3 separate regions of the Homo sapiens genome follow, and all the other regions are linked to region 3. The links are chromatin loops, found by intact Hi-C in ENCODE. Cell type or tissue: Caco-2. All regions are shown on one strand. Links, peaks and the distances in the headings refer to the core of each region. The heading gives the core; the rest is flanking DNA. Region 1 overlaps LOC107985072 (a long non-coding RNA gene). Region 2 overlaps KRT39 (keratin 39). Region 3 holds the start of KRTAP3-1 (keratin associated protein 3-1).

Region 1 (10,281 bases), core at 7,251-9,750, 59 kb before region 3:
GTTAGTAAAATCTCTAAAACTATATGCAAAAATTTCTCTGCATGCTTATATGCTTGCTTTTCTGAGGAATAGAAGCTTTTATTAACTGTTGTATTTAAAAATTTCAATTAGGCCGGGCTTGGTGGTTCATGCCTGTAATCCCAGCACTTTAGGGAGGCCGAAGCAGGTGGATTGATCACCTAAGGGTATGAGTTCAAGACCAGCTTGGCCAACATGGTGAAATCCCCGTCTCTACCAAAAATACAAAAAATTTGCTGGACATGGTGGCGTGCACCTGTAATCCCAGCTACTCTGGAGGCTGAGGCAGGAGAATTGCTTGAGCCTAGGAGGCAGAGGTTGGAGTGAGCTGAGATCACACCATTGCACTCCAGCCTGGGTGACAAGAGTGAATCTCCATCTCAAAAGAAATTTTTTTAAATTAATTATTATTTGTTGAGACAGGGTCTCACTTTGTTGCCTGAGCTGTGGGCAGTGGTGCAATCATGGTTCACTACAGCCTCAACCTCCTGGCTCAAGTGATCTTCCTGCCTCCACCTCCCCAGTAGCTGGGACTTACAGGCGTGCATCACCACACCAGGCAAATTCTTTTTTTAATGTTTTGTAGAGACGAGGCCTTGCTACGTTGCTTAGGCTGGTCTCAAACTCCTGGGCTCATGCAATTCTCCTATCTTAGCATCTCGAAGAGGTAAGATAAAAGGCATGAGCCACTTCACCTGGCCTCATTAACTTTTCAAAGGAGTATATAAGTTTAAAAAGTCAGGATCCAGTGATGTAAAACTTTAGTTTCCTTCCCTGTTGCCATTGAGCTCCTCCTTCTCCCTTTCTCCTCCCCCTCCTTCTCCTTCTTCTCCTTCTTCCTCTTCCTCCTCCACCTCCTCCTCTTCTTCTTCTCCTCTTCCTCCTGCTTCTCCTCTTCCTCCCCCCCTCCCCTCCTCCCCTTCCTCCTCCCCTCCTCCCTCTCTTCCCCCTCCTCCCCGCCTCCTCCTCCCCCTCCTCCTCCCCCTCCTCCTCCTCCTCCCCCTCCTCCTCCTCCCCCTCCTCCTCCTCTTTCTTCTTCTTTTTCTTTCTCTTCTTCTTCCTCCTCCTCCCCAGTCGTCATCTTCTTCTTCCTTTTCTTCTTCTCCTTCCTCCTCTTCTCCTTCTCCCTCCTCCTCCTTCTTCCTTCTTCCTTCTCTTCTTCTTCTTCTTATCCTCCTCCTCCTTCATCTTCCTCCTCCTCCTCTTCTTCTCCTCCTCCTTATCCTTCCTCCTCCCCCCTCCTCTTCTTCTTCTTCTTCTCCTTCTCCTTCTTCTTCCTCTTCTTCTTCCTCCTCCTCCCCCCTCGTCGTCATCTTCTTCTTCTTCCTTTTCTTCTTCTCCTTTCTCTTCTCCTTCTCCCTCCTCCTCCTTCTTCTTCCTTTTCTTCGTCTTCTTCTCCTTCCTCCTCTTCTCCTTCTCCCTCCTCCTCCTTCTTCCTTCTTCCTTCTCTTCTTCTTCTTCTTCTCCTCCTTCTCCTTCCTCCTCTTCCTCCTCCTCTTCCTCTTCCTCTTCTTCTTTCTTCCTTTTTTACTTTGCCATAGAGACAATACTTTAGGTTCACTAAAATTTTTGCAGTTGTGGGATATTGATTCAAGCACCTGCTCATTTAAAGTGGTTGGCTATATTTAAAATGTTTTTATTGCTTTTTATCTCATACCCCCAAACTGTGCATTTCATCTCCAATTTCATTATTGGTTGAATTCCACAGCCACAAATCATATGACTTAAAATCTTCTAACTTAGTTATTAATTTTATTGAAGATTTCCTTTAGGGGTACTCTGGTTTTATAAATAGACTAATATGACACAATTCCTACTTAAAAACTATTTTAAATTTTTATTTTAATAGTTTTTGGGAAACAGGTGGTTTTCAATTACATTAATGAATTTTTTTGTTTGCAGATGATGCAATCTATTTTTTTAAATTATTATATTTTAAGTTCTGGGTTACATATGCAGGTTTGTTACATAGGTAAACATGTGCCAGGTGGTTTGCTGCACCTATCAACCCATCACTTAGGTATTAAGCCCAGCATGCAATAGGTCTTTTCCCTACTGCTCTCCCCACCCGCCCTCCCCTGAAAGGCCTCTGTGTGTGTTGTTCCCCTCTCTGTGTCCAGATGTTCTCATGGTTCTGCTCCCACTTATAAGTGATAACATGTGGTGTTTGATTTTCTGTTCCTGTGTTAGTTTGCTGAAGATAATGGCTTCCAGCTTCATCCATGTCCCTGCAAAGGACATGATGTTGTTCCTTTTTATGGCTGTATGGTATTCCATGATGTGTATGTACCACATTTTCTTTATCCAGTGTATTATTGATGGGCATTTGGGTTGATTCCATGTCTCTGCTATTGTGAGTAGTAGCTGCAATGAACATACATGTGCATATATCTTTATAATAGAATGATTTAATATTTTTTTGGCAGGCCACCAGGTCTGTTGGGGTGATATCCAGTAGCAGGATTGCTGGGTCAGATGGTCTTTCCAGTTCTAAATCTTTGAGGAATTGCCACACTGTCTACCACAATGGTTGAACTAATTTACATTCCCACCAACAATGTAAAAGCATTCCCATTTCTCCACAACCTCACCAGTATCTGTTGTTTCTTGACTTTTTAATAATCACCATTCTGACTGGTGTGAGTTGGTATCTTGTGGTTTTGATTTGCATTTACCTAATTATCAGTGATGTTGAGCCTTTTTTCATATGATAGGTTCTTTAGTGGTGATTTCTGAGATTTTGGTGCACCCATCACCAGAGCAGTGTACACTGTACTCAATGTGCAGTCTTTTATCCCTCACTCCCTCCCACTCCTACCTTTAAAGATCCTTCAGCCTCTAGATCCAACAGTTTAGTTTTATTTTGTTTGGCCTTTCAGTATTCTGTCAAATGACACAACCTATTATGTGAGGGTCTGCTCTGGGGTGCTTAGGAGCAGTTACTGATCTTTACCCATTTATACCTAGAATTCAGAGTTGCCAGTGCTCAGGAGACAAAGCAATTTAGCACCATCACCAGTAGAGAAAACCTGGTTGTCAAGATCTTTTCACATAGCTGCGATGAAGTCATCATCATCTGAGTGACATACTTATCATTCAGTACCTTGGTATAAGCCTGAGAAGAATGGGTTGGCCTAGCCCATCATACTGGTAGTTGATCCTCATTTATCATTATCACCTTCAGAGAAGGAGGGCACCTCCTCCCTCCTTCCAGCTTCCTTCCTTTTCCAGCTGACACCAAACCTTTCTGAGGAGGCAAGTGATGTTTCAGCTAGATAACTTCTTTCAAAGGACTGCCAGAACACTCTGACTTAAGCCTGGTTTTAGAAAGATCCTTAAATCCTTTTGCACTGCCTCTGTGCAAAAGGCCTGTGCAGTGATTTCATTCCCTTAACACAACAGCAGGAAAAACAGATCCCTGCAAATGGGTGGGAAGTGCTGTTGCAAAGCTGAAACGACTTCACTCTTCTTTTTCTCCTTATGATTATCTTAATCTGATGGACATGATAGGTAATCAAATAAATCCTTTACACAAAGACCGTTGTTGTTAGTGATCCTGGAATTAACCTGCGTGTTAGCTTTAGTCCTCGCTGGGCGTTACTTTCTTTTGCCTTAGGAGGAGATGTTTTGAGTTAGCTGTGGTGTTGGTAGCTGAAACATCATCTCATGCAATTTGCTGAAGTCTTGTCCTTATAGGTTTTACCTTTAGCTCAGTGTGGTTCATGTTGCGGCAGGGCAAGGGTATGCAAGGCTGTTGGAAGGTCCTTGCTCCCAGCATTCTTCCCCACTTGATAGTTGTTGCTGCCTGAAACTCAATCATGTATTTGTTTGGTTCACTCAAATATTGCTGCTTCTTCTTCGTTTTTCTTTCTTTCTTTTTTTTCTTTTTCTTGAGACAGAGTCTTGATCTGTTGCCCAGGCTGGAGTGCACTGGCGCCATCTCAGCTCACTGCAGTCTCCACCCCCCAGGTTCAAGCCTCCCGAGCAGCTGGGATTACAGGCGCCCACCACCATGCCCTGCTATTTTTTGTATTTTTTGTAGAGATGGGGTTTCACCATGTTGGCCAGGCTGGTCTCAAACTCCTGACCTTGAAAGATCTGCTTGGCTCAGCTTCCCAAAGTGTTGAGATTACAGGCGCGAGCCACTGCATGCGGCCAATGTTGCTTCTTATTCAGAAACAAACCTTAATACATTGTTCACACAAAAAACCCATTGTTTGCCTTTTCATTCATTGAACAAGTATTTACTGAATGCCTACCCTGTGTGGAGCAGAGAAGGTGAGGAGGAGGGCAGGGTGAGAGGACGCTGGTGGCGCACAGGACACAGGGTCGTTCTGGGCTTTCTCAGCTCTGCTGAGTATTTTGATCTTCAACACAAGAGATGTGGAAAATGAAGATTTTAAGCAGGGGAGTACTGCACTGTGATCTTCAAAAAGATCACCCTAGCTGTCTCATGGAGAATGAATGAGGGTGAGAGTGAAGTGGTGGGGATGGCCAGGAAGGGACTGCCCCTGTCCAGAGGAGAGACAATGGAAGTTTGCTTGTTAATTTTGATTGACTTAGTAAGATATTCAGGGATATTAGAGTAAGAGCACAGCATTAACTACTTTTCTGCCGTGAGAAAGAAGACATAATAATAGTCAATAATAAATTGACTATTATTATGTCAATAAATTGACCCTGTGGTGTGTATATGCTGCATTTGTTATTCGAGAGGATTGCATAATAGACACGGTGTCTATTATGGTACCTTAAACTGTATATGTTTGATATGTGTCCTATTCAGTAGGCTTTTAGACAGGGAGTAATCATATGTTTTGCCAAAATATTTTTTTGTTCAAGGCTCTCAACTTGCTTTATGGACAAGTAACTACCACGATGGACTTTTTCTTATGGATGTAAGAACTAAGGCAGTGAAAGGAGGAAGACTTGCCTAAGGTTGTGCAGTGAGTTAATGGCAAAGGGGCCCTAGAGCCCACTCCCTACATGGCTGCTGGTTCGTATTTCACCCATGTGCTTACAGAGACTTTACCCATGTGTACAGTGTCTTCTCACATTTACTTCTAGGTTTCTCCCTTCTATATGCGTGAATGCTGTTCTCATTACCTATTTTACTGCTCGTAGATTACTAATCACGACTCGATTTTTAGTTTGCGATACAGGTTTTTCTTTTCCCTTCCCTCCTTTCTTTTGGTTTGGAATATTTGCTTTTCAAAGCTCTGTTATTCTAACTAAAACTTTTTTTTTTTTAATTTTTGAAGATCTTCTTGATGGTGACATTTTCTGCATCTTTGTTGCAGTTTGGACTAGTGGGAAGGATTTTGGGCTAGGGGTTTAAAGTCCACGCTCTACCGTTAACCCACCCACCTAGCAACATTAACCTCTCTGGTCTCAAAGTTCTTACCATGAAAATGAGACTGCCAATAATTTTCCTTGTAGTTTAGAGGGTTGTTGTGGGGAGCAAGTGAGTTAATGTACATACATAAGCTTTGTGATCTACATGTAATATATATACATTAGCTATGTAATAGGTGTGTACTTTACATACATGAGCCACATAATTGGTATGTAACAAACATACTTGAACTATGTAATTTTCAAGCAATGTACACACATGATACATGTAATCTGTATGTAATATACATACAGAAGCTATGTAATAGGTCTGTAGGGTACACATACAAGCTTTGTAATCTGTAGACTGCTGTGCAGAGATGAGGGCAGAGGAGGAGAATGATTAAAAAACACCCGTATTCCACCCTGAAGTCAGGATCCCACAAGTCTGGACAGAGGGGAGACCGATGAAGTTGTCAGGAAGTCACAAGGGCTAGATGAAAAAGTCTAGCCTAAAAGCTATAATTCTGTCCCCAGGTGAACTTAAGGAGAAACAGGAACTTCAGGAGTTTACATTTTATAAACTTAGTCCATGTAAAGCTCAGTCTAGATTTATGCTGATGAATACCCTGGTTACCAGCTGTCAGTTCACATCCCAATTCTGCCATTGCTACCCAGTTCTTCAGTCTTTAATTTCCACAGCTGTGAACTGAGATTAATACTCAGCCCTGATTGATGGGGTTGTTGTGGAAACGAAAGGAGATAATCTATGCATTATACATTAAAAAGTACTCAGTGATACTATTATGAAAATGTGTCTGTGTGTGTTTGTGTGTGTATGTGTGAGTGTGTTAGAATACTCTATTTTAGCTAGGTGAAATAAGCCTATATCTATGTTCTGGTTTTGGATACTTTTGCTGAGAAGTCATATATATTTTTATAGAGTGTTCTAAACTTACAGAATTTATTTTAATATGCTTTGTGGCTTTTAAAATCTCACTTTTCTATATAAATTATATCCTAAACATAATCCCCAATTTTTTGTTTTGCTATATTTTATTCTTACTATTATCATGTTATCTGTTTAAAGTTATTTTAGGGCAGGCACTCTTTCCACCCTAGCAGTGAACTCATAGTTCTTCCCTAGGAAGGCTTGAGTTTCCAAATACAGGTAAAAGCCATTTCCAAATGCCTTTGGTTAGGTCCCACTCTGGTCTTTTCCTTCTAGCTCTGTCAATTAGGGAATAAATTATTGCAAAGTGTATATTGGTTAAAAAAAAAAAGGAGGAAGAGGCAGTTTTTCATGACGGTTAAAAGTGCAGGATTTGGAGTCCCATGGTCCTGGGTGTGAATCCTGGCTGTGGCACTAACTATCTGTGTGACTGGCTGTGAACCTCTCGTGCCTCACTTTCTTCATCTGCAAAATGGGTAGTTGTATAGCAAATGCACATAGAGAACACTTAACACTTTGGCACATTGGAAGCACTCAGTAAATGTTAATTGTTATTATTGTTGCTCTAAAGAGATGACCCCACAAGGTTATGGAGTATGTTTACATCTTCAAACTATTAGTTAAGATATAGCCTTAAACATATGCTCTCCTTATGTCAGAATGTTCCCTGAGGGTTGAAGTACAACCGGGAAGCTTGATTGGTTCGTGAATTTAAACACTCGTGACTTTATTGCTTACTCCAGTTTTGGTTTTGGGGTTTTAGAGAGATAATACATGGGCTGTCTCTTTTCCCCTCCCTCTCTCTGTTTCCTTTGGTGTGGGAGGAAGAATAATGGTCCCCGAAGGATGCCCAGGTCCTAATACCCAGAGCCTGTGAATAGCTGATGTTACTTGGCAAAAAGGTAATTAAAGTCACAAGTAGAATTAAGGTTGCTAATCAGCTGGCCTTAAAATAGGGAGAGTATCCTGAATTATTCAGGTGGGCCCAAGATAATCATAATGTCTTTAAAAGTGGAAGAGGGGCTGGGCACGGTGGCTCACGCTTGTAATCTCAGCACTTTAGGAGGCCGAGGTGGGTGGATCACGAGGTCAAGGGTTCGAGACCAGCCTGACCAACATGGTGAAACCCTGTCTCTACTAAACGAACGAACAAACAAACAAACAAAAAACCCCACAAAAATTAGCTGGGCATGGTGGCACATGCCTGCATGCCTGCATGCCTGCACACCTGTAATCCCAGCTACTCCGGAGGCTGAGGCAGGAGAATGGCTTGAACCTGGGAGGTGGAGGTTGCAGTGAGCCAAGATCGCGTCACTGCACTCCAGCCTGGGTGACAGAGCAAGACTCCGTCTCAAAAAAAAAAAAAAAAAGGTGGAAGAGGGAAGTAGAAGATTCAGTCAGTGTTGGCGAAGGAGATGTGATGAAGGCAGAGTTAAGGGTGACGAGATGGCTGATGGTGAAGATGGAAATGGTGGACAAGCCCAGGAATGTGAGCAGCCTCTGAAAGCTGGAAAAGTTTGGCAATAAAACAAATCCCCCCCAGGACCTCCAACACTTTGATTTTAGTACACTGAGTCCCAAGTCAGATTTCTGAAATAGAGAACAGTAAGATAGTACATTCGTGTTTTGTGTTATTTTGAGCCATGAAATGCATGTCACTTTGTTACAGTGGCAGTAGAACATCGTAGTGTCTGTGTGTTTGTGGGGGAAACATCCAGTAGGAACTCTGGTGATGGATTTTTGCTGAAGATTTGCCAGGTCTGTCCTGCAGACCCTGGCCGAGCGTCGGATGAAGGGAGTACTGACAACACAGGCGTGCAGTGTAAGAGCAGCTAGGGGTCTGCCGGCACTTAGGGCCAAAGAAGAGAGCAGCTGCGAACAGCTGAAGCTGCTTGCTTTTATTCAGTACAGACATAATGCCGAAAGCCTGGAGCAAACACAATCTGCGGGTAATTAACATTATTGTTCCCCTTTTCAGGGAGCAGTCATGTGCACAGATTATCAAAGGTCGGTTTCTGGACAACCTAAGTAAACAAGCCTGTTTACGATAAATTCCCCTACACCTCCTTGTACCTACTCCTTGCCCTCTGCCTCAGGATCAGAGAACAGCTGCCTTCAGCTTATTCTCCCCTGAAGCTATGCAGAGCCTTCTGAACTTTCAGAAGGTTTGCATCCTTTCCCTATAGTTTCTCCCACCACTCTGACCAATCTCCTACAAAGATTAAATCAAGGTGAATAGAATGTGTTTTCCATGTGATTTATAAAACATATTTTCCATACACATACTTAGTCTAGATCTTTAATTATTAGCGTAACAGCAAAGATGGTTATAGTTACTATATTTCATAAACCCTAAAAAGGCAAATTATAGGTGGATTTTTAAATTTTCAAATTAATATATATGATATACCTCAGAAAATTATAGAATTTAAATCACATTTAATTAAACATTTTACAAATAATTTTTACGGAGAAGCATAAAATTACATAAAAGGAAGGCTGTTCCTGAAGATCCACGGCACGTGGGAACCATCATTAGGGCAAATGTGAATATGTGTCTTTTATTTACAACCAAAGCCTATTTCCCTCCTGATCTCACCCTTTGTCCACAGCTCGTCTTTCATCCTTAATTATTATTTACTACATAGTCTTTGTGTCATTACTACAAAGAGACGGTGCTGTAACTGGGACGCTGGACACGGTCCCTGCAATCTTAGTCCCACTGTACATTCTGTTCCATGTAAGTGAGCTCCAAATGACCTCTTGGTTCTTCTTACTCTGCAGCCACAAAAACATATCCATTTTGCTCCTTTCTCTTTCTTATTTTGTCTATTTCTCCCAGTGCCTCTCCTGAATACACTAATATAGCATCTTCTGTTTTTTTCTGAACCCAACACGTTTGATTTCATTTCTGATTACCATCCCTCTAATTATAATTTGTAGCCTTTCTTAAAAGGGACCCTGTGGGGGTGGGGGGGGGCAGTGGGTGTGGTTGCTCACACCTGTAATCCCAGCACTTTGGGAGGCCAAGGCAGGTGGATCATCTGAGGTCAGGAGTTCGAGACCAGCCTGACCAACGTGGAGAAACTCTGTCTCTACTAAAAAAAAAAAAAAAAACCACAATTGTCTGGGCATGGTGGCGCATGCCTGTAATCCTAGCTACTTGGGAGGCCAAGGCAGGAGAATCACTTGAACCCAGGAGGTGGAGGTTGCGGTGAGCCGAGATCGTGCCATTGCACTCCAGCCTGGGCAACACGAGCAAAACTCTGTCTCAAAAAAAAAAAAAGAAAAAAAATGGAATCCTGGGGGTGGACTTTGGATATTTCATCCTATCAGCCTTGTGTCCTGTTACTCTTGGGATGGGTCAAAACCAGGAAGTCCCCTGCAGCTTTGGCAGCCCACAATTGCTGATGAAGCCACAAATTGTTGGAAACATGAATATCCGGCATTCATTGTTTTGAGCCTATGCTCGCCATGAATATGAACTAGTTAGAAATGAGACCTACACTTTCCCAATGCTTCTCCATTCAAGACCTCTTGGCTTTATATCTAGTAGAGCAGGGCTATACTGTGCCAATCTTCTAGCAATAAACTTCACACAAATCCAACAGCCTAATTGTTGTGGTTAGAATGAGAAGAGATGAAGATGCTGTTGAGTTAGGTCATCTGGTCTCCAAAGCAGAACTTCACAAGGTGATACTTTCTTGTGAAGTCACAGTGGTCTATGTCTGTTCTTAGGCTGGTGGGTTATTAGTGCACCAGAACCAAAGGGATTCTCAGGAGCTGACTCAGAGTAACCTGACTTTTAAGTGCCAGATGAAAGAGACAGAATGCAAACTTATTAATTTAACATTGAAAGATGATCCATTTTGCAACCACAGAGTTCCCAACTGCAAATCAATGCACCTTCTTTGTTGTACCTAAGAATTAGAGAAACCAAATTGTAATATGAAGGCTTTTGTCAAAAATGGAACTAG
Region 2 (10,281 bases), core at 2,188-4,687, 51 kb before region 3:
AGAGTTGAAAAGCAAGCTGTTGCTACTACAGATTATTTCTGTTCTTGTATCAGGTGCTATTTGACCTTTCTAAGGAAATAAAAGTACTGATAATTCAATCCCATTATTGTGCGGCATGGATGAGTCAGTTAAATTTTCTGCCCAGCAGTTTCCTCATCTGTGAAATGGGGCTATTAATAATATCTACTTCATGATGGGGTTGTGAGGATTAAATGAGTTGATGATATTTATTAAATTATTGGTCATTATTGATTAACTCCATTTTATAAACAGGCGAATAGACACGAAGGAGGGGGGAATCTGCATGTGTGGTTGTCTATCAAGCTATGCCCAAATCTAAAAGCCTCAAATAAGTCATCAAGTCATTCAGATCTTTAAGCCAAAAGCCCCCATCAGTGATAAAGCAGTGGCTTTTAATTCAGTGCACACACTTCAGCTGAGACTTTTGTTAAAATTTGGATTCCCAGGTCCCACAGCTGGAGATGCAGATACAGGAGGTCTGGGGTAAGGCCCAGGAATCTGAATGATACAGACTCCCCTATTAATGCAATTGCAGGTGGCTTCTGGGTCACACTGGAGAAGTTTTGGCGGGACGTCAGGTAAGGGGTTACCACTAACTGAACTCTGGAGGAAAAGTTTCTGGGTAGTCTCTTCTGATCAGCAATTGCTGGAATTGGCTCTGGGAAGTAAGGATGCAAAGGGTGTGGGCTGTGTGATGGGGGCAGGTGATGGGGGACAGTTAAGGGGTGAGAGGCAAGGAGAAAGGGGGAAGCGTGGTTACTTACCTCTGTGTTTGGAAGAGTTTAAACTAGCTATGACATGAAGTGGAGTCAACAAGAAGAAAGGAAAAAAATCTAGAAAAAATATATCTAAAATATCTCCCTTTTTAAGAAATATAATTATGGACCCTCAGAGTGAGAAGCAGAGATATAGGATTTGACCTCAGGCTCTGGACACCATGCTGTGTTTCCTGATTCATGGTTGTCTTTCGAACTGTGCTAAAATTACACTTTCCCTCCCCACGAGCCCCTTTTCTGCTCTAGCTGCTGACTTATGCTGAACTGTCATAAAACCTTAAATTTCCTCCTGTGGCTGTGTAGGATACTTATTTAGCCTCCTAGTAAAAATCCAGTCTCCTTATTGCCTTTAAAAGTTTTGACCACATGCATACAACCAGCAAATGGTTTTACATTCTCTTATACGAAGAAGACACTTAAAAAAAAAAACAAAACTGCAAGCCTTCGAGTGGCTAACTCCCCTCTTTACTGTGCAGCTTATAATCATATATTTTTTAAAACCATGAATGGCATGGGGGATATTTTGCTCTCCATAGGAGGAAGGCATCCTACTTCTAGGATAAACTGAAAATGGCACTGCTGCATCAGTTCAATCTTAGCTTGAGTCCAGTGAGATTCCTCAACCCTAATTTTGTAGCTCGGAGCAGATTTTAGTGTGGATGATATATATCAAGGTCCACCTGGGCCCAGCACTGAACCAGAAAGAAAGGAAGAAGGTATTGATGGAAACGACATGTGTCTAGGTTTAAATATAGGGAATAGGAATGCCCTTCTGCAAAGCACCTTACAGTTTATGAGACCCTTTCACCATTATTATTCCATTTTATCCTTGCAGCCGTGTGGTAGGCAGGGCTTATATTGTTATATCCTATTTACTCGAGGTCATACATGCCCAGGCTGGATTGAGACTCCGTCCCAAGGTTTCTGAATCCCAGTTCCATGCTCTTTCCACATTTTCATCCTGCAGCCTGAGATAGTACGCAGTTAACTACTGACCGGAGGTACTCTGCCCACTCAGATGAGAGAGAAATTATTGATTTAAAAGAGGTCATTCTGGGAGTTCTGCATTCCACTTGCCTAGTGTAAGTTGCTACTTGTCTGGAGGAAGTAAATCATCAAGCTGTAAGTTACACAATGCATGTGTCTTTGATGTGGGCATCAGGCATTATTGACTCATTGATATGCGATACATACCCTAAGAACTGAAAAATGCTTTATTGAGTAGAATTGTGGGCCTGATCACAGGAAATCATGTTTTTTTTTCTCCTAAAAGTTAAACACTATTAAAACTCCAAAATCATGACTGGATAACTAAATTCATGAAGAAAGAATTTTAAAATGAGATAATTACAAAAATAGGTCTAGGGCTGTAGCTAAAAGCAAAACTTACATAAAAATTACATTGGGTGGTGCTTTTCAGCATTCAAAGCAGTGTCACATAAACAATTTCATTTGATCATCACAACAACCCTGTGAAGTAGGCATGATCCTCATTTAACAAACACAGAAATTAAATTTGATGAAGTCTAAATGTTTTCCCCAAGGTCACAGCTGGGAAATGCAGGTGTAGGACTTCAGGCCTTTTGACTACCCATCTGTGTTTGATTTTGAATTATTTCTTAAAACCTCTGGCAATGTCCAATGATTATTGTCAGGAATGACTTACATATTCTGAGACTATCCTGTAAGAAGCTGTGATGATGGCTGGTATATAAATGATGCCTTCTCACATTGGGACTGCCTTGCACTTACAAGCAGCAATTATTCACTATTGCTTTTCTGCAAAATGTGTGGATATTATGTCCATTTACTCTGATGGATAGATTGAAGCAGGAATCTAAGCTATGTTTTTCTTTGTCACTCTTCACAGGGAGGGGAAGAAGGGTTATTTCTTGAGAATTCCAGCTAAATGTTCCTTGTCAAACAATCAGAACAAACTCCCATTCCCTAAAGAATAGAAAGAGAAATAGCAAATGTTTAATGAAAAGACCCATGCTATTTCTTCAAAGTGTTCTAGATTCACTCCCCACAACTTATCTGATTCTCAAATAAAATATTTGGAGAGCCTAATAGGTCACAAAGTTTTGGAGACCATGGACATTTAAAAAAATATCTTTGGAAAGGTAAAGTATGTTAGTATAGATAAATCATAATTAAGACAGCAGAGTTTAATAGGATCCATACTCGTGACTATCTACACAAGTGAATTAAATATTAAAGATCTTTTCCCCTATTTATACTGTTCCCATATATGTTTCTTTCTGTATCCAAAGACATTTAGAAGGGAAGGTTGTAGCTTTTCACCTTCAGGTGCCGGTGGCCAAAAACAACCCTAAACTTGTCTGACTGGCTCTAAGGAGGAATGTCGGTAAACAAGGCCTGAGTAAACAAGAGAGAGACCTGCCCATCAATCACCTGGGTAGTCAAGCAATGTAGGCCATCTTCCTGGGTGCTTACAAATCAGTTCCCATCCCTCAGATAAATGCAAAACATCCTTCCAGAGAAATGTAATTTATTATCATGTTAGCAGTGGTGAGTTAGGGAAGGAGCAGAATAAAAGATATTCTACCTAGCAATGGGGACCCGCTGTAGTAGTAAGAAACTAAGTACCTTAAGGGACTGGGGAGTTTTCTTAAACCTCTCTGGCAGGAGCATGTATTGGCCTCTGTTTCATAAATGTGGGTCATTTTCATCACCTTGGGATGTTAGACTTTGGCAGGTCTGATGATGAAACAAGGCTGCACATGCTCGTAAGAAGAAATGACCTTCCCATCCTTAATCTCCTTGGTGATGGTGCAAATTTTAACCAGTATCCGGGACAGGGGTCCGCAGGCACTGCAGTGCTCCTTTAAGCTGCAGGGGGATGAGGATGTGCAAGCTGGGGCCGTGCTTTCTATGGCTCCGGACTTACAAGATGTCCAAGGGGAAGGCTCACATTTGGTGGCACGTGGGTAACAGGGACGCCTAAGGAAAAAAAACACAATTTTAGCTGTGATTGAGGGAAGGCGATGATGGTCATGGAGAAAAATGATTGTGGCTAATTTTTTTAACACGTGTTGCTCAAGACAAGTACATACTTCTAAATGCTTATTCATTTATTTTGTACTGTAGTTACTGGAAGAAAAAGAATCAGATTAAATCCATTGGAAATCAGCATCCTAGGTTTAGAAGTATTCGATTATGTAAGTTTCCATTAGTCAATACCATCACATTGTGGAAAGAATACTGCACTAGCAGTCAAAAGACTGAGGCAGAGACCAGCTCTGTCCTTTACCAGCTGGTGACCTCAGCTAAGTCATTTAACGCACTCAACCTTTAGTTTTTCATCTGCAGAATGGATATAATGGAAACTAAACCCACAGGATCAACAGTGATAAGGAACAAGTTGAGGGCATTATTATCCGAGGAATGGAAATTAACCAGATATTTTTCTCATTGAGGAGTTAGTCATACTAATAGTGGTGGCCTGAACCCCAGCTATGAAAGAGTCCTCACTGTGTCATCAGGAAGCTTCAAAGTGCCTTCTGGCTGTCTATGCATAGTTTTTAGAGAACTGAAGTAAAAAGCAGTTCATAGTAAACACTCTTTTTATAAACATAATCTTTCTTTGATGATTCGAGGTATTTTGGTATATGATCACAGCTCCTAAAGGTGACAGCATTGATGACCATTGTGCTCACATAATGTGGTCATGCCAATTAAAAGAATGCTGTGAAGAGTTCACTGATTATTTTCGGGAAGTAGGTCTCCTTTGCAATTGTAACTAAGTCTCTGGGGTTTTAGTTTGGACTGAGTTGCTTCAAAGAACTCATCCTCCATATATGTTTACTTATGGGTTGGTTAGCTTCTTATTGCTTACAAAAATTATAACTTTTATTTTTTAAAAAAGATGCTAAAACATACATGTGTACATGCTTCTGTTGGCCTCAAGGACTAGTGGCTAGATAGGGTTAGGGGTTTCAGCCTGAGCAGAATGTTCCTCCAAAGGAGCCTGGGTTGTTTTGTACAAGCTCATGAAAATCAGACGTTCATCTCAGTGGGGAAACATCTGTAATGGTCACCAGGAATATTCATCTATGGGGAAATAATTTTTTCTCTAGTAATTTTTAAAACTCTAAGAAGGTAAGCAACCTATAAGAAATTAACCTGGCCCATGGGCTCTTCAGAACAGCTCAGGTCAGCCAATGCCTCAAATTTGGATAAGGTTACAATTGCAAGTCTTCCTCATGGCACAGCTTGAGAGGGTGTGTGGATGCCTCTGTCCAAGCTCCCCATCACTGGCAAGAAGGTCAAACAAAGCACTTGACCCCTGTTGCCAGTGGCAGTACATATATCTGCGTTCATTTACACTTTTTTGTCATAGAAGTTGCTGTTATTTTACATACTTGCCATCCGAGCTCTCCAGAAGGCTGCGGTATGTGGTAATCTCACATTCCAGCCGGGACTTGACGTCCAGCAGGATCTCGTATTCTTGGTTCTGTCTTTCCAGGGCACACCGGATCTCTGCCAGCTGAGCTTCCAGGTTATCAATCAGACTCTGGATCTGGGTCAGCAAGGCCGTGTAGCGAGCCTCTGTCTCCGTTAGGATGCACTCTTGGGAATCTCTCTACCATGGAGAAGGATAGTAGGATTTATAATGACTCCTTTAAGCCCAGGTCACCTGTGACCTGTATCATTTAAAAAAAATGGTTTCTTTGTGACACTACTGATAGATCTCCAAGCACTTTATTTATTGTTTCCTAATCAAATAAATCCAAAACCCAAATGATCAACTATGCTAAAATCTGCTTTCCTTTATCTCTTCCCTCTTTCTCTCTTTCTCTTTTTGCTTCTCTGTAAGTATTTGTTTCACTTTCTCTTTCTTGACCAACCAATAGTCTCGCACCACACTTTCCTACTTAGGAGAGAAAAAATAATAACTTAATGCACACCCAGGCATTAAAAATGCATTACTGGCTGGGCGCAGTGGCTCACGCCTATAATCCCAGCACTTTGGGAGGCCCAGGTGGGTGGATCACAAGGTCAGGAGTTCAAGACCAGCCTGGCCAAGATGGTGAAACCCCGTCTCTACTAAAAATACAAAAAATTAGCTGGGTGTTCTGGTGGGCACCTGTAATCCCAGCTACTTGGGAGGCTAAGGCAGAGAATTGCTTGAACCCGGGAGGTGGAGGTTGCAGTGACCCGAGATCGTGCCACTGCTGTCCAGTCTGGGCGACAGAGTGAGACTCCATCTCAAAAAGAAAAAAAAAAAAAAGCATTACCATGGCACTTCATTCAGTGAGTGTTCGTGTCTTAAAAAAGGAAGGAAGCAATGTTTTACCATATACAATTTATCCACCAGATCAATTCCTTTATATGTAAAATATGAAAGTTGAAACTGATGAGTAAATTTCATTCCTGCTCTATCATTCTGTAAGTCTATGGATAATGATGGGATTTTAGGTTTTAATAGCCTATTATTTGCATGATTATCCCAATTTTTATAGATGAGAAAACTGAGGTTCAAGTGGTTCAATATGTTGTCCAAGGTCACATGACTAGCTGGTGACAAAACCAGTGTGGGGCAAGGTCTTCCCAAAAGCCTTCACATCAGAGCATGTAAGCAATTCTCTACTTCAGAGAGGCATTATCATGAGACAGAATGATACTGGCTTTGGAATCTAAACTCTGGCTCAGACTCTTATTTCTTTTGTGACTTTGGATGAGTTTCTTAATGTCTCAGGATCTCAGTGTCTCTATAAAATAGGTGGGCTGAAACTTACCTTGGATTTGCTTGGGAAAATCACTTTAGCTCTTGGAGCCTCATCTGTAACATTCGTTAATAATTATGCCACCCCCCCTCTTAGGATTGCTTTATAAATCTCATGTGATAGCTTGTAAAAATGCTTTGCATATAATAAAATGCTCTCCCAGTGTTTCCCAAAGTGTACTTCATGAATCATTAATACCATGAGATGTTCTAAAAAAAGTGGGGGGATCCACAGTCAAATAAGTTTTGGAATGCTGAATACCATATACCCCCTTCCTGGAGATTCATGGTGTATATTAGCTTATTAATGGCTCACAGGAAGGCACCCTGTTTAACCTTGGTTTAGTGCAGCGTTTCGTAGACTTATTTGGCCACAAAGCTCTTTTTCAGCCATAGACGCTTTAACAAATGAGGAACTATTGTTCTGAAAGACACAGTTTGGGAAATACTGCAGCACACAGGTGTAAGGGACTGTTTCCATCTTTGCTGAGCTAGGCTTGGTCAGCTTGCTCAGTACCATTCGATGCTGGGCCTGCAGTTCAACCTCCAGAGTGTTCACACTGCGTCTCAGTTCTATGATCTCCTTTTGGCAGCATTGCTGCTGTTGAGAGCTGGTCACCACTTGTTGATTCAGCTCCTCTATCTGAAACACACAGCCAGAGACTGAGAATATTATGGGAGGAAAACATGACTTTGATTAAAGGGCCCTAGAAATGCAGCATCAGCTTATTGTTTTTGACTTTTCTATATCCCCCACCTGCGTGTTGAACCACTGTTCCACATCTTTGCGGTTTGTCTCCATGATGGGCTCATATTGACATCTCATTTCTTGTAGAACCTGGTTTAGGTCAGCAGAAGGGGCAGCAGTCACTTCAATGTCAAGTCTCTCCCCAAGCTGACACTGTAAAGAATTGATTTCCTAAGGAAAGAAAAAGACTGTGAAGTCACTTGGTGAACAGATAACCCCTTTGTGTTCTTGTTTCACTCTAACTGCTACGATTTAGCTTAATTGTGTCTAAAATATAGCCCACAACAAAGGAATACATGATTTACAGGTGTTATTGAGATGCTATAAAATGATTTAAGACTCTTTCAGGTAGGACTGTGTGTTTAAATGTGTGCAAAATTAAAAAAAAATGAGTAGCAAGACCAGAGTTCCAAAAAATTTAGATCATTTCCAGGGCTGGATAATGGGTGAAACAGGATAAAGGTGGAATTGATCATGAGAGATTATAGTCTCTATGGTGCAAATACGGGATTGTGCCAATATTGACTTGCACCAATATTGACTTGTACCAATGGGAGGTGGCAGAAGCCTGTATAGGGATGCCTACAAACATGGGAAGACTGTAAGGACAGAAAAATTGGGTTCCTTCTTGTAGAAAAGCTGGAGGGGATGTTGGAGGCCTTTCTTCCCCTTATGGCTCCAGATATTGTGTTGGAGCCAGTGGATTTGAAATACTACCTTGAACCAGTGCTAGTAGCAGTAGGTATTTTCAGGGCTAAACCAGAGTAGTACGTAGCAGTGGTTTGGCTCTGTGTCCCCACCCAAATCTCATCTCGAATTGTAATTCCCATAATTCCCATGTGTCAAGGGAGGGACCTAGTGGGAGGAGATTGGATCATGGGGGTGGTGTCCCCCATGCTGTTCTTAGGATAGTGAGTGAGTTCTCACAAGATCTGATAGTTTTATAAAGGGCTCTTCCCCCTTTGGTCTCTCTCTGTCTCCTGCTGCCAAGTGAGATGTGCCTGCTTCCCCTTAAGCCATGATTGTAAGTTTCCTGAGGCCTCCCCAGCCATGTGGAACTGTGACTCAGTTACACTTCTGTCCTTTATAAATTACCTACTCTCAGTTATTTCTTTATAGCAGTGTGAGAACGAACTAATACAAGCGGGCACACCCTTTGTCAGGTGCAACTCAAAGGAACTGATGCTACTTTTAGGGACTTAGCTTGTGATTACTCTATTGGTCTTTGTCTCACCTCTTTGTGGTTGTTCTTGAGGCAAAGGAGCTCCTCTTTCAGAGACTGGACTTGTGCCTCTAGGTCGGCCTTGCCCAGGGTCAGCACATTCAGGATCTGCTTGAGGCCATTGGCATCTGACTCTACCAGCTGGCGTAGAGACACCTCAGCTTCGTATCTTTAAAAACCAGATGGGAAAAGAGAGACATCTGAAAGGAGATGATGCAAACCAAGCCAAGCAGAACTCTCATCTGCATTTTGCTCTGGGCACCTCACTTAGTGTATTTCTATTAGAAGTTTTATTCTCTTTGGAGGTGAAACCATTTGATATAGATCATAACTTAATTATTATTCCCAAATTAGTTTGCTAGGGGGATCTACATTGCTGTTCTTTGAGATATGGGAATTTATTGTCCTTCCTCTGCCCCTAGTGGCAATGCAATGTAAGTGAAGAAAGCACTGGATTAGGGCTCAGAAAACATGTGTCCAAGTTTCGGTTTTGACTTGTGCTAGTTATGCTTACCTTTGGGTGAGTAACTTAGCCTCACTAAGCCACAGATTTCTCACCTTAAAGAGAGTAACAATATATTAGTCCTATCTATTTTACTGAACTATTGTGTAGGTAATCAAATGGGTTCACAAGTTAGAAACTATAGGTACTGTATACATGTGAGCAGTTATTAATCTTAATCATTCATTGAATTTGAAAGTCTTTTCTGGGCTTGTGCCAACATCATCTGGGGCAAGAGGGTTAGTAGACATGGGGACAATTTTGTTGAGGGCATCTCGGTCAGACTCAGGGTGAGCTCTGTCATTGATGACGGTGTTGGGTGGGCTTACTTGGCTCTCAAGTCATCTGCAGTCAGTTTGGTGTTGTCAATTTGCGAGACCAGTCTGGAATTCTCGGCCTTGGTACACAAGATCTAGAATTAAGAGATTGTACACACAAATGAAGCAAACACCAAGATTTCCTTCTTTAAGAACCAAGGGGTTTGTGTGTGTGTCAAGTAACAGGGGAAGGCTAAGTAGACTTTTTATTAATCTTCATAGCTATGCTCACAAAGCTTGGAAAACTTCAGAAAGTCAGATTTCCTGTTATTTTCCTAAAAGATCAGCAAAAAGTACTTAACTAGAAACTTTTAAGTATTTTTTTTGTTGTTGTTGTTAAAAAATCCAGGCTGAGAGCAGTGGCTCACCCATGTAATATCAGCACTTGGGAGGCTGAGGCGGGCGGATCACGAGGTCAAGAGATCAAGACCATCCTGGCCAACATGGTGAAACCCTGTCTCTACTAAAAAATACAAAAATTGGCCGGGCGCAGTGGCTCACGCCTGTAATCCCAGCACTTTGGGAGGCCGAGGCGGGTAGATCACGAGGTCAGGAGATCAAGACCATCCTGGCTAACACGGTGAAACCCCGTCTCTACTAAAAATATAAAAAAAAAAAAAATTAGCTGGGCGTGGTGGCGGGCGCCTGTAGTCCCAGCTACTTGGGAGGCTGAGGCAGGAGAATGGCATGAACCCAGGAAGCGGAGCTAGCAGTGAGCCGAGATCGCGCCACTGCACTGCAGCCTGGGAGACAGAGCGAGACTCCGTCTCAAAAAAAAAAAAAAATACAAAAATTATCTGGGTGTGGTGGTGCGTGCCTGTAGACCCAGCTACTAGAGAGGCAGAGGAGGGAGAATCGCTTGAACCTGGGAGCTGGAGGTTGCAGTGAGCAGAGATCGCGCCATTGCACTCCAGCCTGGTGACAGAGTGAGACTCCATCTCAATAA
Region 3 (10,281 bases), core at 2,982-5,481:
CTTGCTTTCTGTTGTAGTTTCAAAATGGTGTCAGTGTAGTTTTCCACTTACTCACATGTAGACACATCCATACTGTATTAGTCTGTTCTCATGCTGCTATAGGGACATACCCGAGATTGGGTAATTTATAAAGGAAAGAAGTTTAATGGACTCACAGTAGACCCACCTCAGCCTCCCAAAGTGCTGGGATTACAGGCACGAGTCGCTGTGCCTGGCCTCAATAACAATTTGAAGGAAAAATGAAATATCTTGTTTTTTATTATATTATCAAGGATAAACAATTATTAATGTTAAGGGCAGTTGTTTTACCTTGATTATTGATGCTGAAGTTGAACTGAAAATGTGTTTGAGTTGCCAAACATTCTGCATTTCAATTCAAAGTTAATGATGCAGCCAATATTTCTTCTCTGCTGACACTGCTAATCAGTAAAGTCTGACTTTTTAAAAAAGGTTTGTTCTTAACTTAGAAACACGGATACCTTTTTTAATACTCATTGTATACACTCATTTTATTTTAGACTATAATCACCACAGAGAAAACAGAGAAAACAACAAAAGATACAATTGACAGGGATAGTAGAGAATATATTGTCAAGTGTCATATACTTTCTCCTGAATAAAGAGAGCCACCTATAGTCACATTTCTCTTTGACATATTGCTGTCTGTGGGGAAGGTGAGTGCTTTGGTGTAGTGGAAAGAGAAGGGACTTCGGACTTAGTTTGGGGTTTAAGTCCTTCTCTCTCACTTATGATTTATGTAACTTTTGCAAGTAATTTAGTCTTTCTCAGCCTGAGTTTCTGCACCTGTTAGTGGCCTTTCTTCACCTGTTAGTGATGCAGGGCAGGGGAGCCCCAAAGTGGGGCTTAGCCTGCAAGGGTTCTTGGCTTTGCCTAGGGAAGAATTCAAGGGCAAGCCAGAGGTAGAAAACAGCTTTATTGAAGCAGCAGTGTTACAGCTCTGTGATTGCTCCTGCAGAACAGGGCTACCTCTGTAGGCAGAGAGTAGCAGCTCAGGGCAGTTTTGCATATTTCTACCTACTTTTAATTAGATGTAGATTAAAGAGTGGTTTGTGCAGAAATTTCTAAGAAGGAGTAGTAAGTTTTAGGTCATTGGGTCATTGCCATGGAAAGGGGTGGTAACTCAGGTGTTGCCATGGCAATGGTAAATTGACACAGCATGCTGGTGGGCATGTCTGATTGGAAAGCTGTTTCTGTCCCCATCCTGTTTTAGCTAGCCCTCAATTTGGTCCAGTATCTGAGCCCCGCTTCTGGAGTAGAGTCCCACCTTCTACCTCATTAGTATGTCCAGTAGATACTCACTCAGTGTGAGCTATTCCTAATGAAAGCAGTAAAAGTAATGAGGTAGAATGGGCTTGGTTAGTTGCATGGGGTACTTGTTACTTAGAATGCTTCTGGATGATCTAGAATCATAGAATGTTAAAACGAAAAGCAACCTTAGAGATGGTGTGATCAACCAACCCATTTTACTGCTTTAACACCTGAGACCCCAAGAACTTAATTGACTTGCTTAGGGCCACAGAGGCAGCTCAAGGCAGAGCCAGGACTAAAACAACACATCTTCTGGTTTCCAGTTGGGGATTTATAACTAGGCCAGGGCCCGTGAATGCTAAAGACCATGGTAGTAGTAATAGGAACTTCGAGTTATTTTAGGTATTAAAAACAAACTCTAATTTTTATCCCTTACTAGCATGTATGAAAACATGAAAATTCTTTGTTTTTGACTAGAAAAAAGGTAACTTGGCATGGTAACAAAGGTTATTCTATAGTAATCCTAAACATTTAATTGATATTTATAAATGTATTTATGAACACAAATGAAGGAATTAATAAACATTTTTAAGAAAGCCATTTGGGAAAAATACATATTTCAAGAAATAAAAAGATGCCCAACCTACGTATCCATCATCCAATGAGTGGATAGAGAAACTGTGGTATGTATACACCATGGAATACTACTCAGCTGTTAAAGGGAATGAAACAATGTCTTTTGTGGCAACTTGGATGGAGCTGGAGGCCATTATTCTGAGTGAAATGGAGTGGGAAATTACAGGAATGGAAAACAAAAAACCATGTTTTCACTTATAAGTGGGAGCTAAACTAAGTATGCAGATGCATATGGAGTGATATAATGGACTTTAGAGACTCAAAAAGTGGAGGGTGGGAGGGAGGCCAGGGATAAAACACTACACATTAGCTACCATGTATACTCCTTGGGTACGGGTGCACTAAAATCTCAGAATTCACCACCACTATATAATTCATCCATGTAACCAAAAACCACCTGTAACCCAAAAGCTACGGAAATAAATAAATAAATAAATAAATAAATATTTTTAAAAGATGTCTTTTGGTGAGAAAGTTGGGAACTTCCATATGGCAGTAATGGTGAGAGTCTCTCATGTGTAACAGGTTGATGCTGTGGACACGGTGGTTTCTACACTTCAGGGCATCTGGTCCTCACAATAATCCTGAGACAAAAGCAGGGCAGAGAGTAATAACAAGCTAACTGAGCCTGTAGGAAACCAAGCTATAGGTAGGAAACCACGCTATAGGTAGGAAATCACTTTAATAACAGGGAAATTGAGACTGAGAGGGAAGCAATTGGCCCAAAGGCCAAAGGCAAGTCCAAAAGTGTGTGTGTGTGTATATATATATATATATATATAATCACAATACCTTTATTTTTTGCAAAGACCTAATTGCACCTAGATTTTTCTAAGATAAATAAGGACATGAATTAGTGGTTATCGTAGTAGTTTTGTTCTAATAGAAACTGTGTGTTTTTGCTCTCAGAATTGTGTGACTATTTCTGGTGTATAGAAAATACTACACTGTAGTCTGATATTTTAAGCATATTTCAATGTCATGATATTATATGTCACTTAGACTAGCAAACTTCTAATCATAGTCATGACTAATGTAAACCAATGTAAGCCCCATTTGAGGAATCAATGAATACTCGATAAATGCTAACATTAATTAAAAATGGATTGTTTTGGAAGACAGCATATATGAAGAAATGGATATATACACTTCTCAAAATTGCTTTGCATTTTGAGCTCAGAATTTCAGATGACTGTGAGGACTAGGATAATCAAATTATTTATACACACCAGCACAGTGATCAATTCATTTAGTCAATTAAGGAAGAAAGAAAAATCAATGTCAGAATCAATGGAAACTAAAATCAAGTATTTTTAAAACATTCTGTTAATCTCTAGACTCTAGCATAGTGCTTGCACAGTGGATGTCTTCCAATAATATCTATTAAATAAATATCTGTTAAATAAAAAGCTTCTATAAAATGAACTACCACATTTTTTACTTTTTAACTTATCACAAATAACCAGTATCTATTTTTTCGATAAATTCCACTATGAGAGCTCTTATTCTGTTGGGGTAAATCTTGGATAGTGTGATAACCTACTGTTCAGGTTTAGGTAGGCATTCCACTTTCCCTAATGGGAGACATGAAAATAAATAATCACAAGGTCATATTTGCTAAGCCAGAATAAAGTTTATTAACAAATGGTCAAAATGGTTATTTCTCAAAGAGTGATGAAATAGCCTAAAAGACAGAAGGGAGGTCTCCAATGGTACCCAAATGTGCAAATAATTAAGAAGATTCATCAAGACTTGGCCCCGGGGATTGGGATGGCCTTAGCCTTGATGTAGGCAGTAGTGAGTGCTGAAGCCCAGATGGTGCAGAGGACATTGGGCAGCCACCTCACGGAACCTGTGCAGACTCGGCTGGTTAACAGCGGGGCTCACAGGGACTCTCACAGCCAGGCTGAACATAGGTGGTCAGGTTGATCCCACTCAGTCCGGGAGTCGGGTGACAGTTGTTGAGCAGCCAGCAAGTTGGCACATAGGTATCAGGCTTGCAGCAGGGTGGGGGGCAGGTGTCACAGCAGATGGGCTGAAGGAGGCTGATCTCATGTGGGCAGGTGCTGGGTAGGCAGACTCCACAGCGGCAGCTTTTATCAAATGAGCAGAAGGTGGTGGCAGGGCCGGTGGGGACGCTGCAGGAGCGGAGAGCACAGCAATACATGGCAATGGGAGGTGGGTTTTTGTTGAGTTGAGAGAAGTCTGTTGGTGTCTCGATGCTCCTCTCTTCTGCTCTGGCTCTTATATACCCATCTCCCTGGGCGTCAGCCTATTACTGAGGGTTTTTCCCCCATGTTTCAGTTTATAGTTATTTCCATAAAAAATGCCTAATTACTTAAGTGTTTATTACCTAAGATACACTGCTCACCTCATAAAAGAGATTTAGGTTGTTTTGTTGTCAAATTAGGACTATTCACATTGCCAGTGTGTCACTACACAGAAATCTTCATTCCAGTCTTCAAAGGTACCGGGCCATTATCTTCTAATCATTATACCCTCACTAATAATGGCTCGGTATGCCAGGCATCTGCAAACGTTTCCCACTTCTTTTGTTTACTTTTCAGATGAAGAGGACAAGTAAGCTTTTTGTTTGCTGTTCTACCAGTGACTACAGGTTCTATGTGATCCTTTAGGCCCTCAGGCTGAAAAAGTGATATAACATTTTAGATTTATTATTTGTGGCTCCAATAAACTGAATGAAGATGAATGGATAGAATCTATAGAGAAATAGATTTTGGTTTTGTGTAAAGAGGCACTTTCAAACAGAGCTATAACAAATCGTTTGTTCTGCATTCCTTTCAAATATGCTCTGAACAATAACTTGGTAAGAACATGCAGGTGGGAATGAAGACCTTCATGGGTGACAAAGATGGGTGTCCTTTAAGCTCCATCCAACTGTGTTATAAATGGAGATTATTTATAACCAAAAGGCTGGTTGTATTGGGCCATTCAGAAGCTAAATGATGCAGTATTTACCAGACTGAGTTCCATGAACACTGGTTCCAAGGGACTTGAAAGTGTTTTCTGGTAAGTAAGTTTGGGAAATGCTGAATTCTTCATTGTTGGGCCTCTCGGAGCCTTTAATGTGCTAAAATGCTCTATGACTTTTCAATACAGAGATATAGCATATATTTTTCTCCAAACTTACTTGACCATGGACTGCTTTTTGTTTGTTTTCAGAGATTAGCTCTATAGGTCAGTGCTTTATGAAACATACTTGGGGAGATTTAGCAACATCTTACAGCAAGCTTGTTCAACCTGTGGCCCAGAAAGGCATTGAATGCAGCACAACACAAATTCATAAACTTTCTTAAAACATTATGAGATTTTTTTGTGATTTTTTTTCTTTTTTTGCTCATCAGCTGTCATTAGTGTTAGTGTATTTTATGTGTGGCCCAAGACAATTCTTCTTTCAATGTGGCCCAGGGAAGCCAAAACATTGAACACCCCTGTCTTACTTCCAGGCTCTGTGGTCCAGAATAGAGACATTTCCGAGTTTCATCTAAACCACTAAAACTCTAAAAATAAAGTTTTAAAAGTAGATAAAGGTAGAAAATTTAGTATGATGATTTAGAATTACTTTAGAATATGAAAAATACTAAACTGGTAAAACCTTTAGAAATGGCTTACTTAGAAAGGCTTAAAAACATGTACATATTTTCTTGACCCATTTTTTCAGATAAGATGGCTCAAGTTCTAAAGTAGAAAATTGCACAATGCAGAGGAATCAGAAGCCAAATGAGATGCAAATCAACAAGATGTTGGATTAAAAAAATGCTTAGCATGAAACTGCTTTCTTTTTAGCCATTTTCTTATTGGAATGATTTTGCAGTTTTGGATTCCTATGCTAGAATTTACATCTCTCTTAGATATTTACATATCAAAATTAGAATTTACATATAAAATGCTCATTGATTGAACACCTGTTGTATGTTGGGCATCATGCAAAAAGTCGCAATAGGCTCCTGCCCTTACAGGGGTCATAGAGAAGAAGACAGACACAGAGAAGTAAACCAGCAAACAATAACAAAGGATTGTACATTTAGATTTTCCAGGTTATGATATGAGAATTTAGAGGTAGAAGCCACAGACTTCTCCTAGAAAACTTAGGAAGCCCTTCACAAAAAGAGAACATCTGTTTGGATCTTGAAGGGTGAAAAGGAGCTGAGCAGATAGAAATAAATAGGAAGGAGATTTCAGCCATTGAAACAAAATGCCACAGGGCCCCCATGGTATGACAAAAAGTGTTGCCTGGTTGAAGCATAGGTTCTGAATCTGTTGGAATGAAGACGGAAAGGTGGGTTAGTGCCACAGTATGAAGAATTTGTACTGTGCTTAGTATCCTACACTTAGGATTTTGAACTTTATCTTGTAGGCAATAGGCATTATGTAAAGGTTGCTGAACAGGCATGTGACATGACTAGATTTTGGAAGGATACTGTAGTTTTTGAGGGAAGGCTCATCATGGTTATCATTGCCACTTACTAAGTATTAGGTAATGTGCTGAGTGCTTTGCATGCATTATTTCATACAGTTCTTACAACAACCTTATGATGATGTATGCAATGATATTATCCTTGCCCTTTGACAGACGAGGAACCTGCAGCATAGAGAGGCTAAGTAGCTAGTGGGTGAGTAGCTGGCATTTGAAGCCAAGCAGTATGGCTTCAGACTCCATGGTCTTAATCACTGTGCCAGATTCCCTCTTGCTTTAGGGGTATTGTCTGACTACAGTGCAGAAGACCCTCAAGATTAGTTGAGTGTAAGATTGGTAGGAAGGATGAGGCCAGGTCATTGAAGGTCTTGGGACCACAAGGGGAGTTGAGTTTAGAGCTATTTTCTTAATCAAAAGACTATGCTGTAGAAAGGAGGAAACTTGAAGACAAGGACAATAATTAGGAAACTATTTGGGTGTTCTAGGGGAGTGAGGAGTGTCTTAGAAGATATCATAGTTTTGTGGGAATAGAGAAGTGGGAGTTACCAGAGATTTCTTATCACATCATTCAGTTTTTAGGGACCACCATCTGGGTGGTACAGCAGTTTCCACAATAAAATTAATATTTTTGTTTTTAAGGTAATGGGAACACTAATCCTCTGCTAACACTTTTCATGGATTGGATGTATACCATGTGTCAGGCATGGTGCTAAGTATTATTGTGCATCTTCTTCCTTACATCTTACAACCCTTTAAGATCACTATTGGGTACACTATTACTGTACCCATTTCCCAGATGATGAAACCAAGAATAAGGATATTAAGTAATGATTCTAAAGTCACACTACTAGTGAACGATGGCTCACCTAATAGCAATAGTTTGCACAAAATCGATATTTTTGTGGAATTAAATTTTATATAATTGTAGATTATGCTCATGTATTTTTTAAATTTATTAATGCCCTCAACAAAATGTCTAAGACTATGCTAGGTGCTAAGCATAGAGCAATAAACAGGTCAGATAAGGTCCTTGTTGTCAAGTGGGAGAGACAGACAATAAGAAAACTAACAAATGAATAAATAAGAACTCCAGAGAAGTGCCAGGGAGTGTATTACCTTAGTTAGAGTGGTCAGAGTGGCTGGACTATAGTGAAGACAAGGAGCGTAATAGGAAATGAGGTTACAGAAGGTGGCAGGTGGCAGGCCGTGTAGGATTTTGAAGGAGTATAATAGGAAATAAGGTTACAGAAGGTGGCAGGTGGCAGGTGGCAGGCCGTGTAGGATTTTGAAGGAGTATAATAGGAAATAAGGTTACAGAAGGTGGCAGGTGGCAGGCCGTGTAGGATTTTGAAGGAGTATAATAGGAAATAAGGTTACAGAAGGTGGCAGGTGGCAGGCCATGTAGAATTTTTTAGTTGTTCTACACAGTTTAGATTTTACTCTAAGGGTGTTGAAATCCACTGGATGACTTAAAGAAGGGAGTGATAACATTTTCCTTATGTTCAAAGGAAAATGAACTACAGCAGAGCAAAGTGGAAACTGGCACGACTAGAAAGTGTGAGGATAGACAGTTGATGCTAGTTTTTGATGAACTGTTAAGAAGTGGTAGAGTTTGGAAGCCCTTTTGAAAGTGGAGATGATAGGTCATGCTGATTGAGAGGATGTGTGGAGCCAAGGATCATGTCTAGGTGTCAGATTTACTCGTAGAAACAGCTGCTGTCTGGGGTGATAGGAAAGGGATTGGAGATGAGTTTAGTTTGGGACCTACAGACAAAGCATCCTGAAGCCGTGAGAGGGAGCAGAGCTGGACGTGCAGATTTGGGAGGCTCCAACATACAGGAAAAATTTTGCTTACAATGATGTGCCTGGACTGAGAACGAGATAGTCACTTTTATGTGCGTTAGTCATGTTTTGCTGTGAGCCACTTTGTGCCTTACGAATATCCATCTCCCAACAACTCAGTGAATTTGTGGGTGGCTGTTGGGAAACACCTTCCACAGTGTCACCTCCTGAGTCAGCAGGGATGTTAGGAAGCTTCACACCTTAGGGCCACTCAATTTTCCTAAAGCCTGTTGGAATTCTTCATCCCTTCACAAAAGCAGGATATAGAAACCTTTAAAGTTTGTCATCCTAATAAAAATGTCTAGTAAATAAAAACATTTGGTCTTCATTTCCTGAATTGCATGATCTTTGAAACTGCCAGTGCATTCCTTTATAGTATAGATTGAAAGAAAGAATGGCTGGTATCAAGGCTGCCATTGACATCAATTTATTCTTTGTTTACTTTGCTATATGCTGAAAATTCATGCAAAGGATTCTGGGCTTGGGTTAAATGGTGAACTTTGGGAGTGTTTTCCAGTTGCATCAGATTTTTTTTTTTTCCAGTTTGTGGTTATAGTCAAGCCTGATATATCTCATCACCTTATTAGCTTGCACTGAAAATTACCCCCAAATTGAATTTCTTTTAAATGGAAGTAGTGGTGTTTTCCACTTGAGGACATCTGATAGTCTCTATAATTGTCATCTGGCAACATGCAGGGCTGATCTCATAGCTTTCAGTCCCGTGGCACATGCAACATTCTTGCAAGTGATTGCTTAGCCAGCTGGCTGGAAGTGTTACCTATTTTTCCTGGGAACCCTAGGCTTTCAGTTTAATTCTTATGTATTATTGTAGGCTGTGGAGTATACAGATAGTAACAGATAATTCTTTATGATTAACTAATATATAAAAATATGTGTTAACTAAAATTAATATGTTTAGGAAAATAGACACTCCATAAAATTTGAGTACCTACTATATGCCAGGCACTGGTAAAATAAAATTTTCAGCTGCCTACTATGTGAAGTATTGAGATATTTAAACTTACAATTATTCTAGAGTAAGCTTTGGAATTTTCATCCTTGGAATTATTTTCTAACAATAGTTGTACTTTATAAATTTATTTTGAATCAGAGACTTTTTTCTCCATTGATTAGATAAATCTGACTACTGTATTGAATTGAATGACCACTGATTTTCCAAAGAGCTCCTGCAGTACTTGAAATTTTTTGAAGAGACTTAATTGTTATGTATTTAAATATTAGCTGACACTATGGCTTTAAAATATACTTTGAGTTTTTAGCTTATTTTACTAAACATATAGTTGGCTATATGGTAAGGGCAAATTCTCATACAGAATTTTCTGTGTGACAGATTTTTTTAAAAGTGCACTACACGTATCATGTCATTTAATTCTTACCACAGCCCTATGAGGTTGGTATTAAAGCTATCCTCTCTTTCATAGCTGAAGGAAACTGAGGCATAGAGTGGTTAAGTAAGTTGCTCAAAGTCAATAGCTGGTAAGTGATGGAATTAAAATCTGAACCAAGGCCACCTGACCCCAGAGTCTGCATTCTTAGTCACTATACATTAGTTTATAATTTCTCTATTATTGATTATTGCATTTTTCAAGAGAAAATATATAACTTGGTTTATTTCAACCTATCTCTGTTGAGCACCTGCTGTTTGCTTTGTACTGTGCTAGGAGATTTAAGGCATTCAAGGACAAGCAGGACATGGTGTACTCTTAAATATCTGAGAATTTACTGGGATTCGCAGGGTACACAGGGCTTGAATGCAAGGCAGAGGAGTAGGAAGGCATTCCAGCTATAGGGAACAGCAGCAGTAAATGCATAGAAGTGGAAAAGAACAAATGGTTGTTAGGAAGCCATGAATAGTGCGCTGTGTCTAGAGAACAATTGTGTGAGATAAAAGCAAGATGTAGAGTCTTGACCCCAGGATGAGGTGTTTGAACTTGAATTAAGTAGACCCATGGAGAACCACTGGTATATATTTTTCTAAGGCAGGAAGTTACCTCTTTAACTCCGTCATTTGTAAATATGGCTAATGTTACTATCACATTGATAGGATGTTTAAAGAATAAATTAAAGAAAGCATT

The links. Peaks named below come from ENCODE experiments on the same cell type or tissue, not always from the same donor. Only the 100,000 strongest peaks of a DNase experiment are listed, where the experiment ranks them.
Region 1: a loop joins it to region 3, with 6 times the contacts of the local background. A loop is called at or near these places in 2 of 110 quality-filtered maps.
Region 2: a loop joins it to region 3, with 6 times the contacts of the local background. A loop is called at or near these places in 3 of 110 quality-filtered maps.

The regions. Positions count from the first base shown.
Region 1 is chr17:40,941,374-40,951,654 of GRCh38, forward strand. All of the region lies in intron 1 of LOC107985072 (a long non-coding RNA gene), which reads left to right. Among named protein-coding and RNA genes, the nearest start is that of KRT23, 8.9 kb to the left of the region's middle. In Caco-2, for the core only: no CTCF peak of the experiment used is centred there; a DNase peak (open chromatin) is centred at 8,228.
Region 2 is chr17:40,955,099-40,965,379 of GRCh38, forward strand. It overlaps KRT39 (keratin 39), which reads right to left. Exons shown (of 7, transcript NM_213656.4): 2 at 9,348-9,430; 3 at 8,529-8,685; 4 at 7,304-7,465; 5 at 7,064-7,189; 6 at 5,183-5,403; 7 at 3,319-3,761. The coding sequence ends at 3,503. The region is part of intron 1 of LOC107985072 (a long non-coding RNA gene); the gene reads left to right. Among named protein-coding and RNA genes, the nearest start is that of KRT39, 6.7 kb to the right of the region's middle. RefSeq lists an enhancer at 1,437-2,636. In Caco-2, for the core only: no CTCF peak of the experiment used is centred there; DNase peaks (open chromatin) are centred at 3,173 and 3,527.
Region 3 is chr17:41,005,003-41,015,283 of GRCh38, forward strand. It overlaps KRTAP3-1 (keratin associated protein 3-1), which reads right to left and starts at 4,126. Exons shown (of 1, transcript NM_031958.2): 1 at 3,519-4,126. The coding sequence starts at 4,072. The coding sequence ends at 3,776. In Caco-2, for the core only: no CTCF peak of the experiment used is centred there; DNase peaks (open chromatin) are centred at 3,979 and 4,429.